2 separate regions of the Homo sapiens genome follow, and region 1 is linked to region 2. The links are chromatin contacts, found by Hi-C in ENCODE. All regions are on one chromosome and are shown on one strand. Each heading gives the region's core, a stretch centred on a gene start or an enhancer-like site at or near the end of the contact. The rest is flanking DNA. Distances are from core to core; before and after follow the strand shown.

Region 1 (6,648 bases), core at 15-2,514, 460 kb before region 2:
TAGGACAACAAACCCCCATGCACCCGTGTACCCATCACCCAGCTTCAACAATTGTCAATTCATAGCCAGTCTAATTTCATCCAAACCTCCTCTTCCCCTGCCTTCTCAGAATAAATCTGTCACATTATGCAATTTCATCTGTTTAATATATAGTTCTAAATGGTTAAGATCTTATTTTAAAACACAATCAAAACCAGTATCACTTAAAAATTAGCACTAAACGCTTAATATCATTCAGTATCAAAAACTGGTATTTGAGAGTTGAGTGAGGGGCCGGGGAACAACAAAACAAAGGAGAATTGGGATAAAACACATAAAATCTGCTTTTATTCCTAGCCCAGTCCAGATTCACACTGAGTAGCTCAGCTCTTTGTGATGAGGGTTTCTCTGGGGCCATGCAATCTTTCCTTCTCAATCTTATTCCCACTTCTTATCTTTCTCTTCAATTAATCATGTGAAAACAAAGCTATTCTCATGGTTCAGATAAAGCCTCAGTGAATTATTGATCTGAGTTTGAGTTCTACTGCTCAAACTAAGCCACCAGAAAGGAAGACCACTTCTTATCAGCCCAAGCCCCAGAAAGCAGGGCTACCCTGACAGCCTGAATCCTGAAGGTGTAGGGCACAGTGTTTTCTTTCTTCATTGCTAGAGCTTTTCCTGCCATCATGAGGCCTTCAAAGCCCTTGCAGATGTTCTACATTTCTTTTTATTGTGATAGGGTTTTTTGGTACTTAGTCTTTAAAGCTTCACTTTACTTCCTTTCCATAAGGAGAAAGAAACAATAAATCATCAGTTTGTTTGGTTATTGCTACAGACCCTAGAGATTACTTAATACCAGAGCTAGTCAGACCAAAGAAGCACAGACAGCCTCCCATTTAGCAAAAAGTGGCTTCAATAAAGAGTGAAATAAATAATTTTGTCACTCTTGACAAAACTGACCAAAATCAAGGCCACTGGTCTCATAAAGGTGCTCCCTGGCCTCAGGCAGCCTGTCAAAAGAAAGCACTCCTTGGGCTTTTGGCCCTTCACATCTGTGTTTTACATTGTGCCTTACCCCAGAAGGAGATCCTGGATCTCTGGCACCATTTCAATTTCATGCACTTTGCTCATTTGTCTCACAAATACACTCCTAGTTAACAGATCATGATTTAGAAGGCATTGTCACTGGGAGTTCTGGTCACTGGGGAGAGAGAAGGGATCTAACCCCCAGCTCAGCGGTGGGCTCATCAGGAAGGAGCTTTGCTAAACGTGCTTCCTGTGTCTGCCAGATTTTCTTCTAAGAGGCATTTCCAAAAAATGGGGGAAAATGAAGTGTTTAAATCAGGAAGGATTTCTGGTTCAGTTTACTTCAAGAAATGGAAGTGTTTTACATATGACTAATTGACAATGTCCTGGCACAAATACCACAGAAACAAAACTGCTGAGCTGATAAGAACCTAGCTAATTCAAGAACATTTCTTCATTTAATAATTCAATAGAGATTTACTAAGCACTACTTTGTGCAAGGCACTTCCAAAAATATGAAGATGAATATGGTGTAATTTCTACTGTAGAGGCTCATAATCTGTTGGCTAAGACGTTCATTCATTTTTTTCACTCACTCAACAAATAATAATGAAGCTCCCATTATATGTCAAGGATCGTTCCAGGGACTTAGGGACACAGTGGTGAAAAAAGACAACATCCTTGTGGAGAGAGGTAGACAACAAACAAGAAATGAAAAAAATACCATTTAGTGATAAATGCTGTGAGGAAAATAAAACAGGTTAATAGAATAGAGGGTCTTGATGGGGGTGTTAGAGACCTTTTATCTGAAAAGGTAGCATTAAATGATGAAAAAGAAGCAAGCCATGCAAAGACTTGGGGGCAGACATTGCCAGCAAGGGTAAAGGTCCTAGGGTAGGAACAAGTTTGCTCTCTTACTTGACTTGCAGTTTTCCTGGGTACAGATTTCTAGGTCAAAATATTTTTCACTAAGAACTTTGAAGGTATGACCCTACTGGTTTCTAGGACCCAATGGTGCTTTTGAGAAATCCGATACCAATCTGCTTCCCATTTTTGTTAATATCTTATTTTTATCTCTATAAGAATTTTAAAGGGATTTCTCTTCTCTGTAACTAAACCTTTCTAGTTTGATCCTCTGTTTAAAAACAAATTATTTCTCTAATATTTTCTGTCTCTGTGTCTTTTTGTTTTATGGTCCAGGAGAGATTTTAATCCTTTAATGGGTTTTAAAAAAATATTAGCAATCCCATTTTTGATTTCCCAAATTCTATTTTGTTGTTGTTCTTAGATATTTTTCTTCTTTCCCCCTTTTAAAGCAACCTATTCTTATTTTATATATGTAATTGTTTCTTTTCTCTGAGACTAGTCATAAAAATGTTTTAAAGTTCTTTTCTTTTCTCTTCCCTGAAATATAATTTGTTTATTCTAGGTTCAGGTATTTTTTTTTAAGATGGGATATTGCTAAGTTGCCCAGGGTAGAGTGCAGTGGCTGTTCTCAGGTGCAGTAATGGTGCACTATAGCCTTGAACTCATGGGCTCAAGTGATCCTCTTGCCTTAGCCTCCTAAGTAGCTGGGAACCACACCCAGCTTCCAGGGTCAGTTATTCTATTTGTTCATCCTCATCCACCTTTTTATGCTACTTGTTTCCCTCTAGTCCACTTAAAAATATAAGTAAAATAATAGTTTGATTATTATAGGTTGCTGGAGTAGATTTCATTTCTTTTGGTTAATTTTGTTTTCCTAACAGGCCACTCCCTTGAATGGGAAACCATGAGTTCTCTGTTGGTAGAAAGAATACGTTTTTTAACAAATTTCACCCTAGGATGTACAAGAAACTTGCAGGCAAACTCAAGCCCCCCAAATTTAAAATTAAGTGGGTTTTACTCTAAGTGCTGACACTCAGATTTACAAGCCTTAGTTCTCTGCAGGTAGGTTGTTAAATTTCTTTCAAAAGCAGTTCTTTTGTTTGGGACTGGTTATTAATCCTTTGTCAGATGGACAGTTTGCAGATATTTTCTCCCATTCTGTGGGTTGTCTCTTCACTTTGCTAATTGTTTCTTTTGCTGTGCAGAAGATTTTAAACTTAATGTGATCCCATTTTGTCAATTTTTGCTTTGGTTGCCTGTGTGCTGGGATTATAATGAGCTCAAATAACTCTACAGGAAAAAACCTAATAGTCCAATTTAACAACGGACAAAAGATCTGAATAGATACTTCTCAAAAGAAGACATACAGATGGCAAACAGGTATATGACAAGGTGCTCAACATCACTGATCATCAGAGAAATGCAAATCAAAACTACAATGAAGCCAGGTATGGTGGCTGATTTCTTATTGCTCAACGTCCTTTTCTTTCTAGTTTAAGGACTCTCTTCAGCATTTTTTTGTAGGACAAGTGTGATGTTAATGAAACTGCTCAACTTTTGTTTGTCTGGAAAAATCTTTCTTTTTCCTTCATGTTTGAAAGATATTTTTACTAGATATACTAGTCTAGGTAAAGTTTTTTCCCCTTCAGCATTTTAAATATGTCATGCCACTCTCTCCTGTTAGATATGAGTTCTAAATTTCTTTTCAGAGAATTAATATGTCAGTATATTCAGTTATTTGCCTTCTACTTTTAAACTTAACTTCCTCATAAAGCAACCTTTTTCGATTACCTACTCCACCCTGACTCATTCTGATCACCTGCTCCACCCGAAATCATTCCAATTACCTGCTACCTGCTCTTCTGCCCTGACTCCTGCCAAAGCACTCACCCCATCATTCTCTTTAAATTAGCCAATCGGAATTAGTTTAACCTGTGTGGTCTAACCCTAGCCAATAGGGGAATGACACAGCAGCAGGGACCACGTACACCAGGGATAAGAACCCCTTCCCCTCCCTTGTCCAAGTGTGCATTCACCATTGTTCCATCTGTAAGGGCACACCCTTCTATATAGAAGTAACTTGCCTTGCTGAGAATTAAAAAGAAAATTTTATATTTGAATGCTATTTCTTTTGTGGCACCAAAACTTTATATATAACAATTTGGGGGGCTCGTCCAGGATTACATTCCCCTCCAGGACTGTCTCTGGTTCTCTCTCGTGAGGAGGTGCACCCGGCCCTATTGTGGCGGCCTCAGGGGTGAGAAATCAAGACCCACCCAGTGTGAGGAATAACCTGAGCTCTTAACAACACGAGGGGTCAGGGAGAGGGGGTACTGGCCAGCAACCTAGCTTAAATGATCCTCACATACTGCAGTGATGACTCTGCACAGACCAAGGAAGGAGATGCCATGGGAGCCCGTAAAGTACTTCCTTGGTGGTCAAATTCTGGAGGGCTAAATGTGTGTGTGTGTGAATGATCACCAACAACCCTGCTTGTGGTGTTATTCATGTGGATGGTGACAAGTCCTACTGCTCGACGGAGTGAGTGGGTCCTCTCTGCAGTTCCACAGCTACCTCATATGGCTTAGGGCGGATCCTGCCATAGGATTTATACTGGCATGCCAACACTAAGAAGGGCCTGATTCTACCTTGGGGGAGCAGCCAGAGAGGGCAGCATGAGTAGGAAGTGTGCAAAGGACCTTCAGAGGGGGAAAAGGGGAGAAACAGATCAACCTTCCAGGACAGGCAAGACACCCCTGGTTTGAGGGGTTGAGCCTTCCAGGACAGGCAAGACACCCCCTAGTTTGAGGGGTTGAGCCTTCCAGGGCAAACAAGGCAAGATGCCCCCTGGTTTGAGGGGTTGAGCCTTCCAGGACAGGCAAGACACCCCCTGGCTTGAGGGGTTGAGCCTTCCAGGACGGGCAAGGTGAGACATCCCTGGTGTTGAGGGGTTGAGCCTTCTGCTAATTTCAAGGGTTGAACCTGACACAACCCCCCCGCTGCCCTTTCCTTTCTTCTTGGGGGAAGAGAGAGTAGTTCCACTCCCGTAGGTCCCTACCCTAGGGGAAGAGAGAGAGAGACAGAGAGAGACAGACAGAGAGGAGAGCGAGATAGAGACAGAGAGGAGAGAGGGAAAGAGAGGCAGAGACAGAGAGAGAGGGAAAGACGCGGTGGGGGGGAAGAGAGGCAGAGAGAGACAGAGAGGGGATAGAGGCAGAGAGAGACAGAGAGGGGAAAGAGGCAGAGAGAGAGGGGAAAGAGAGGTGTGTGGGGGGGAAGAGGCAGAGAGAGACAGAGAGGGGAAAGAGGGAGAGAGAGAGGGGAAAGAGAGGTGTGTGGGGGGGGGAAGAGGCAGAGAGAGAGAGGGGAAAGAGAGGCAGAGAGAGAGGGGAAAGAGGCAGAGAGACAAAGAGGGAGTCAAAGAGAGAAAGAGAGAAAGTCAAAGAGAAAGAAAGAGAAAAATAGAAGTAGTAAAGAAAAAAACAGTGTACCCTATTCCTTTAAAAGCCAGGGTAAATTTAAAACCTATAGTTGATAATTGAAGGTCTTCTCTGTGACCCTATAACACTCCAATACCACCTCTTTGTCAGTGTAAACAAGGGTGTAGCCCGAAAGCACTGAGGCCACTGACAATCTGTAGCCTTCCTATCAAAAATCCTTAACCCAGTAACCAGCAGATGGCCCAAATGCACTCAATCTATAGCGGCAACTGCTTTACTAACAGAAGAAAGTAGAAAAATAACTTTTAGAGGAAACCTCATTGTGAGCACACCTCACCAGTTCAGAACTATCCTAAGTCAAAAAGCAAAAAGGTAGCTTACTAAAAAATCTTAAAGTATAGGGCTATTCTGTTAGAAAAAGATGATTTATCATTAACCACTGAAAATTCCCTTAACCCAGCAGGTTTCCTAACTGGGGATTTAAATCTTAATTACCATACAAAGGTCCGACCAGACCTAGGAGGAACCCTCTTCAGGACAGGACGATAGATGGTTCCTCCCGGTTGATTGAGGGGAAAAAAAAAAAAACAAACGACAGTGGGTATTCAGTAATTGATAGGGAAACTCTTGTAGAAGCAGAGTTAGGAAAATTTCCTAATAACTGGTCTGCTCAAACCTGCAAGCTGTTTGCACTCAGCCAAGCCTTGACGTACTCACAGACCAGGAAGGAACCATCTATACCAATTCTAAGTTAATTTAGACTAAACAAGGTCTTATTAACAGCAAAGGATAATTGAAATCCCAAACTTAGAAGGTTTTCGACAAAAGTAAAGTTTGCTAAAAGTTATCAATATAACACGTATTATCCTAACTTCTAATCTTATGGCCTTAGGCAGTCTAGTCCACAGACATGAAGCAAGTTCGCTTTAGAAAAGAATGGTTATCATCTTTAGGAAAATTTAAAAAGGAAAAAGAAAAAAAGAGGTGGGGGGAGAGTTTATGTAAAAAGAATGCTATACGGTAAATTCTTGTCCTAAAATAAATTAACTAATTGTTTTTTAAAAAAAAGGGATGTTTGCAACAAGTCACAAAGTTGAGCCGGGTGCGGTGGCTCACGCCTGTAATCCCAGCACTTTGGGAGGCTGAGGCGGGCGGATCACAAAGTCAGGAGATCGAGACCACCCTGGCTAACACGGTGAAACCCCGTCTCTACTAAAAATACAAAAAATTAGCCGGGCGTGGTGGCGGGCACCTGTAGTCCCAGCTACTTGGGAGGCTGAGGCAGGAGAATGGCGTGAACCCGGGAGGTGGAGCTTGCAGTGAGCAGAGATCGCGC
Region 2 (6,514 bases), core at 331-2,830:
GCAGGGGGGGCGGTCACAAGGTGCTCAGTAGGGGAGCTTTTGAGCCAGGATGAGCCAGGAGAAGGAATTTCACAAGATAATGTCATCAGTTAAGGCAGGAACAGGCCACTTTCATTTCTTTTGTGGTGGAATGTCATCAGTTAAGGCAGGAACCGGCCATCTGGATGTGTACATGCAGGTCACAGGGGATATGATGGCTTAGCTTGGGCTCAGAGGCCTGGCAAGTATAATGTGGCATTTCTGGAAATCAGACTCCCCACCCCGACCCCAAGCTTTGTTGTTGCTATTTGTCATTGTTGTTTGCTTGTGTCGTGACTTTACTAATTGTGTAAATTGTGTATTTTTTTTTGTTGTGTGTGGCCACTGAAGTGTCTGCTTGGCTAGCTTAGCCAAAGACTAGACAGAGGTTTCATTAAGTGATTGCACCCAATGAGTCTACCAGTCTTTGCTGGAGGGGTATATACATAAATTTTTCTGGAACTATTTTAGAGTCACTTGCTGGCATACAGGACAACATAGGCTCCCAACCACTGTGGAGCACCAAAGACAAACCAGAGCAGCTGCACATCCTCAGCAGCTCCCAAATTCCAAAATCTTGGGGGATGGAACCATCTCTCCTGGAGTCTCACCTCTGCACAGTGAGGCCCTGGTGGCTACTGTCCTGACTTCTGGTGATTATTTTGCACTGGAGTCTCTCTTTGTTTTAGTCAGTAGAATCTCTAATGCCCACTTTCACTTTCTGGTTTAAATACAGGCTAAAGGTTCCCCACTGCTCCCCCAGCCCCAAACTCTGTTTCATCCCAGCACCTACCTTGGGCCCACCTTCAATCCTCATTCCTGCTCCTATTACTTTCTTTTTCACCCCAGATTAAGGCTTCTGGGGTATCCTTTCCTAGGACGCAGAATGAGGTATAGTCTGTCACCCCAATTGAAGCTCAACATTTGTTGAGAATTTCTAGTTTTTACTCTGTAATTCAGAGATCTTAGGAAGAATTTTGTCTTCCATCTCCCAACCTTGTTCAGTACAGCCTGGCCTCCCAGGACTATGTGCCATTTTCTATTCTTCCTAGAGAATTTCCTATAAGCAATAATATTTGGAACCAACTAGAGCACTGCTTTTGAAAGAGGCTCATGTAGCACTAGTGGGTCCTGGCCTAGAGGATCCAAGAGCTTTTGGTGCCGATGCAGCCTCAGGGCAAATAACAGACACATCTCAGCTAAGGAACAATCATAGATTCTTACAGCCCTCAAGGTACTTATGGGTCAAAGCAGCAAGGGTCTAAGGAAGAATTGATTGGGCACCCAAGAAGCTTCCATATGAGGGGCCCCCCGCCAAGTTTCAGAATGACCTAGGGAAGGGTCTGAGGCATAGCCTGAGAAAGAGTCCCAAAGGTAACCTATCAAGGTGTTCAGAAAGCTACTCAGTAGGGGTTTTGGGGGCTGATTCATCAGAGGAGACCAAAAAAAATGACTTGTTGAGTCACTCAAGGAATGGGTCAGGAAATGACATAAATGCATTCAAGAGAGAACCTAGACTGGAAGCAACTGGAAAACACCCTGAAAGTTCACTTGGGCAGGTGGCCTATATATGTGTGTTGTTCATAGCTTGCTGACAGTGATATATTGCTCCCTTCTGGGAAGTCCTATAGCTACTTGAAAACTGGAAATTTGGCACCCTCAGTGCAGGAACACTGCCTAAATACCTCTTGGAAGCTTTCCTTTCTTGATGCAGGTGCTACACAGGCACTAGAAGCCTAAGTGGTATGGTTTTGAGCATGGCAGAGATAGAGTTTACCTCTTTAAAGTCTCTGAATCTGTAAAACTTAAGGTGATAGAGACCCAATCATGGCTCCTTTCCCAAGTCCACCTTTATCCCTCAGCCACCCATGTTTCAGGGATGGCTAAATTGAGGTTGCTTAGTTCCTTGAAACAAACAGGCAGGTCGGGAGATAAGCTGATCACAAGAAATTCAACCCCCACCCTGGAAGTCCTTTCCCTGCCTCCTCAACTGTGAGCAAGGAAGTCCAGAGGACCCTGAGTTCAAGGAGGAGAGCAAACAAACTTTTTAGCTCCTTTTGCCCTCTCCATGGACAAGTCGTGTCAGAGTGGGACTATTTGAGGGCCAAGAGAGGCAGTCCAGAGTTACTTCAAGTTAGACAAAGGCAGGACACACCCAACAGATGAGAGTGGAGTTGTATCCCAACAGACTCTGGCCATGGAGGAGCATTGTCTGGAGGCAGAAGGGGCTCACCACAGAGCATAGCATCTTCTTGGAGTTTTTTCTTTAGGAAAAGGATATGGGAGATTAGGTATTTCTTTAAGAGCCGAAGAAGACAGGGAGGTAGGAAGTCCAAAGAGACTTCAGTTCCTAAGCCACAACAGGAAGATGTCCAGGAGATAAATGCCTATCTGAGTAGTCAAGGAGCTCCGGTGACTAAGGAATACTCCCCAACCAAGAATACTGGTTGCCCAAGATCCAGGATGGCCAAGCCTTAAGGGGATATTACTGTCATACAAGATGAGCAAATGATTGTCATAGTACTGTCATTACAAAATCACACACACATACACACACACCCCTACTATAAAAACATTCAAGGGCTTATCAATGTGAGAAAACCCGATAAAGACCCCAACCCCTCAGGACCAGATTGAACTAGTCTCTCCCACAGCTCTTTTACTATCTTGACTTTTCTACAGCTCTGTGCATGCATGCCTGTCTCTAGGGATGGTTACACAGGCATCACAATAGCAGAAATTCCTCATGCAGTCTCTAAGAAGGGTAAGGTTCAAATTGCAGGTAAGGTTGCAGTCAGCCTTAGGACTTTCTCATTGAAGTGTCCCTTGCCTCAGATAGCCTTGCTTCTAGGCTCTCAAAATCCTATTCCCGGCTGGGCGCGGTGGCTCACATCTGTAATCCCAGCACTTTGGGAGGCCAAGGGTCACCTGAGGTCAGGAGTTCAAGACCAGCCTGGCCAACATGGTGAAAACCCGTCTCTACTAAAAAATACAAAAATTAGCCAGGTGTGATGGTGGGCGCCTATAATCCCAGCTACTTAGGAGGCTGAGGCCAGAGAATCGCTTGAACCTGGGAGGCGGAGGTTGCGATGAGCCGAGATCATGCCATTGCACTCCAGTCTGGGCAACAAGAGTGAACTCTGTCTAAAAAAAAAAAAATCCTATCCCCAGAGTGTGCTCAGCAGGACATGATAATTTCCCAGGTCTTGTGTGTCTACACAGAGGCCAAAGGGAGCAGTTTGGCCCAGCAGACCAGAATCCCAAATCTTCAGGCCTCAGGAAAAATCCTGGACAAGAATTTAGCCACAAGTCAAGAGAGAGGCTACCCTAGGAGCCCCAAAGGAGGAGAGCATTGAGTAGGGGATGTAGGGTGCGGGCATCTCCCTGCTCAGGCCAGGGGATTAGCAGATACCCTTGTAAGCAAGACCCCCTGGTTTCTGCACATTTTCTCCTTTCGAACGGGGTACAAAAGTACCTCAGGTGAAAGGATGAGGAGGTTTTTTTCAGTGTCTTTATTGTGGGGAAAAAAGCCAATTAGTGTCAGCTTAAGCCTGGCCCAGCTAAAGGCAGTGCTGTCTGGATAGTACTGGGGACACTGGCACTCAGGAGGGCATGACTGTCATGGGCCTGATCCTGGAGAAGATGTGGGATTCATGCTCAAAGTCAGCCCCAGGAGGATGTCCAGGGCTAGGCAGAGCCCGCAGATGGGCATTTCTTCAACTATAGGGCTCCTTCTACCCAGACCGCAGGAAAGGGACAAGTGCCCCCTCATGCAGCCACCACTCAGGTCCTGAGGGCCAGAGTTGTCTCTGTAGACACAGGCAGGTCAGAGGCCAGGACAGACATCCCTAGATAACTGAGATTTGAGGATTTGCAGCTGTGTTCAGTGCTTCTCAGGGAGCCTGTGTCCATAGCCAGGCCTCACCAGCGTGGGCCAAGGAGGCCAGGTACCTCTGGCTACCCTCTCCAATGTCCAGGCTCTGTCTTTTACTGCTAGCCACCATGAATATTATATAGTACTATAAGTGTTTAACTGTACATAGCACATATGAAAGCACTTTTCACAGCTATTGTTCATAGAACATGCTTATAAGCCAGAACCATAAAACCTTAATTATAATACATCAACTCCATACTTCCAAAGAACATACCTTCCCACAGGAATATCGACCAGTACTTTTCATCGTACATTCAGTCGTTCATCGTACATAGCACATTACAGTCAAATAAATCCTCGTCACCACAGATATCCCCCCCCAGATAGTGGTTTCTCGCTCACCATCCTCCGTGAAATCAATATCCTGCACAAGAGTGCTACTCTCCTCACTCCGGGCCCAAACACTTGGGGGTAGCTCTTCTAGTCAGCCAGAAAGTCCTTCAGCCTCGCCAGGAGCAGTGGCTCATGTTTGTAATCCCAGCACTTTGGGAGGCCAAGGCAGGCGGATCACTTGAGGTCAAGAGTTTGAGACCAGCCTGGGCAACATGGTGAAACCCTGTCTCTACCAAAAATACAAAAATTAGCCGGGTGTGGTGGTGCATGCCGGTAATCCCAGCTACTCGGAGGCTGAGGCAGGAGAGTCGCTTGAACCTAGGAGACAGAGGCTGCAGTGAACCAAGATCGCATCACTGCACTCCAGCCTGGGCGACAGAGCAAGACTCCGTGTCAAAAAAAAAAAAAAAAAAAAAAAGTTCTCCACCCCCTCCTAGAAAAAAATTTTCTCCTAGAAGGAAAATTTGTCTGACTCAGAGAAAATTTAGACAAGAAGAGAAAATCTGTTTTCATGCTAGCACATCTGAAGACAATGGTCTCTGTCTCTCATGAGCAGGGATATTTTTCCTTCCCAAATAGATGTTTCTTCTAATAGCTGAGTGGTACTTTCTGTCTGTGCTGTGTTTGAAGTATAAGTTTTAGAAATCCCAGGAGGCTTCGAGGAAGGCAGAGGTCAGCTTCAGCTTATACTGAGGGCCTGCTTGGGCTTCTCAAAGGTGACCAGAGCCCGGGAGGGAGGATGACAGTGGCCCTCCTCAGCCACCCCCATCCCAGGTTTGTTGCTCCTGCTCAGATGCCATATTTTTAAAATACTTTATTTTTTACATAATACTGTCATTACAAAAAAATACAAAAAAACTACTATAAAAACATTCGGGGGTTGTCAAAGTGAGAAAACCTAAAGACCCCACCCCAGGATCTGGCTGAAGCAGTCTTCCCCCAGCTTCTTCACTATGACCTTTATACAACTATGGGGGTGGGGTGGGATCACACAGGCATAAAAGGGCTGGAAATTCCCCACACAGCCTCCAAGGGTAAGAAATGAGTAGCTTCACATATCACAAAAGTGGGATTTGGAAGTTTGGGGGTGGCTAGGCCCTGAGTTCAGAGGTGTGGGGAAAAACCTGTGACCCTGAATCTCTTGGTGGGGAATAGCTGCCACCTGACCCCAAAGCCCTTTCCCTTCCTGATGAAGGCTGGTAGATGGGCCCTGTCCCCCACCTCTTAGCCTTAATACCTCAGGCCCCATTCCCTGCCCTCCACCCTTGAACACTCCTGAGAGCAGCAGGGAGGACAGAACCTCCAGCTCTGCAGGTGTAGGCAGGGCAGCTGTTACGGAGGCTGCTGAGGAGCTCACCCCCCTGCTCCAGATGAAAAGTGTCTCGTGCTCAAGTCCCTGTTCACAGGTTGTGAACTTTCCCTTCTTATCCTCTCTCCTTTCTCCCAGAGAGGCACAGACAGCTCTAGGTGAGTGCTTCTTGTGCATGAATATGTGTGCCATTACCTTGGACACTGTGGACCTGGGGGTGGGGCTGAGAAAGCAATGTCCTTTCTAGTCTTTTCCACCCCCAACAGCAGGAAGCCAAAGGGAAGGGAGGGGACTGGTATTAGCAAAGCTGAGGGGAGGAGGACATGCTATGTACAGGCATGGATAAGGAATCTCTACATATCTTCAAGTAGCACTCAGGTCACTCTCCAGCCACTGCAGTGGAAACTGGATTGAAAGCTAGTGACATGAACATTGACCCCTGGCCTGGGCTAGCTCTCCCCACCTCCCTCCCACTCCCCCCAGGCAGCCCAGCTCTAAAAGGGGTCAGGGACAGGAACATTTTCCTGAAAACCAGTGGCTTTTTTTTGCATTTTAGAAAAAGTTGCCAGTGTCCAGTGGACATCAAGCTGGGTGCACATTGAGTGGAGTGAGTGTTGGGGGTATTGCTGTGGTAGGCTCTGGACTGGCTGGGGCAGAGCCTAGGAACAGGGTAGGTGCTGCTTAAGGATCTGTCTTGTCTGTGGTGTTAATCTGTCTGGGAAGCGAACTTTGAACTCAACAATGAGGTCTCCTCGCTGAGTTGGCACTTTGGGGAAGGGAAGGCCCTCCCCACGGAGTCTCTTCACGGTGCCTGGCTTGATGACATCATTGCAGGGCAAAGGGATCACTCGGCCGTCGATAGTGGGAATGTTCACAGTGCAGCCACACAGCGCCTGGGAAAGACGAAGCAGAAAGTG

What was found. A loop is a pair of places that touch in the nucleus more often than their neighbours do. Pooled maps may share reads with other maps.
Region 1: a loop to region 2 is called in a map of heart right ventricle, with 8 times the contacts of the local background. The contact joins two enhancer-like sites. A Hi-C loop is called at or near these places in 2 of 168 maps with a recorded cell type or tissue (heart right ventricle and mammary epithelial cell) and 7 of 50 pooled maps.

What each region holds. Positions count from the first base shown.
Region 1 is chr9:35,458,992-35,465,639 of GRCh38, reverse strand. It overlaps the pseudogene ATP8B5P. Among named protein-coding and RNA genes, the nearest start is that of RUSC2, 28 kb to the left of the region's middle. Within about 2 kb of position 1,264, at least 2 of the 41 ENCODE cell types and tissues checked have a DNase peak (open chromatin) inside an H3K27ac peak, as active enhancers do.
Region 2 is chr9:34,997,002-35,003,515 of GRCh38, reverse strand. It overlaps DNAJB5 (DnaJ heat shock protein family (Hsp40) member B5), which reads right to left. Exons shown (of 5, transcript NM_001349723.3): 5 at 5,088-6,490. The coding sequence ends at 6,257. It also overlaps the pseudogene LOC100420114. Among named protein-coding and RNA genes, the nearest start is that of DNAJB5, 11 kb to the right of the region's middle. RefSeq lists an enhancer at 1-192. Within about 2 kb of position 1,580, at least 3 of the 41 ENCODE cell types and tissues checked have a DNase peak (open chromatin) inside an H3K27ac peak, as active enhancers do.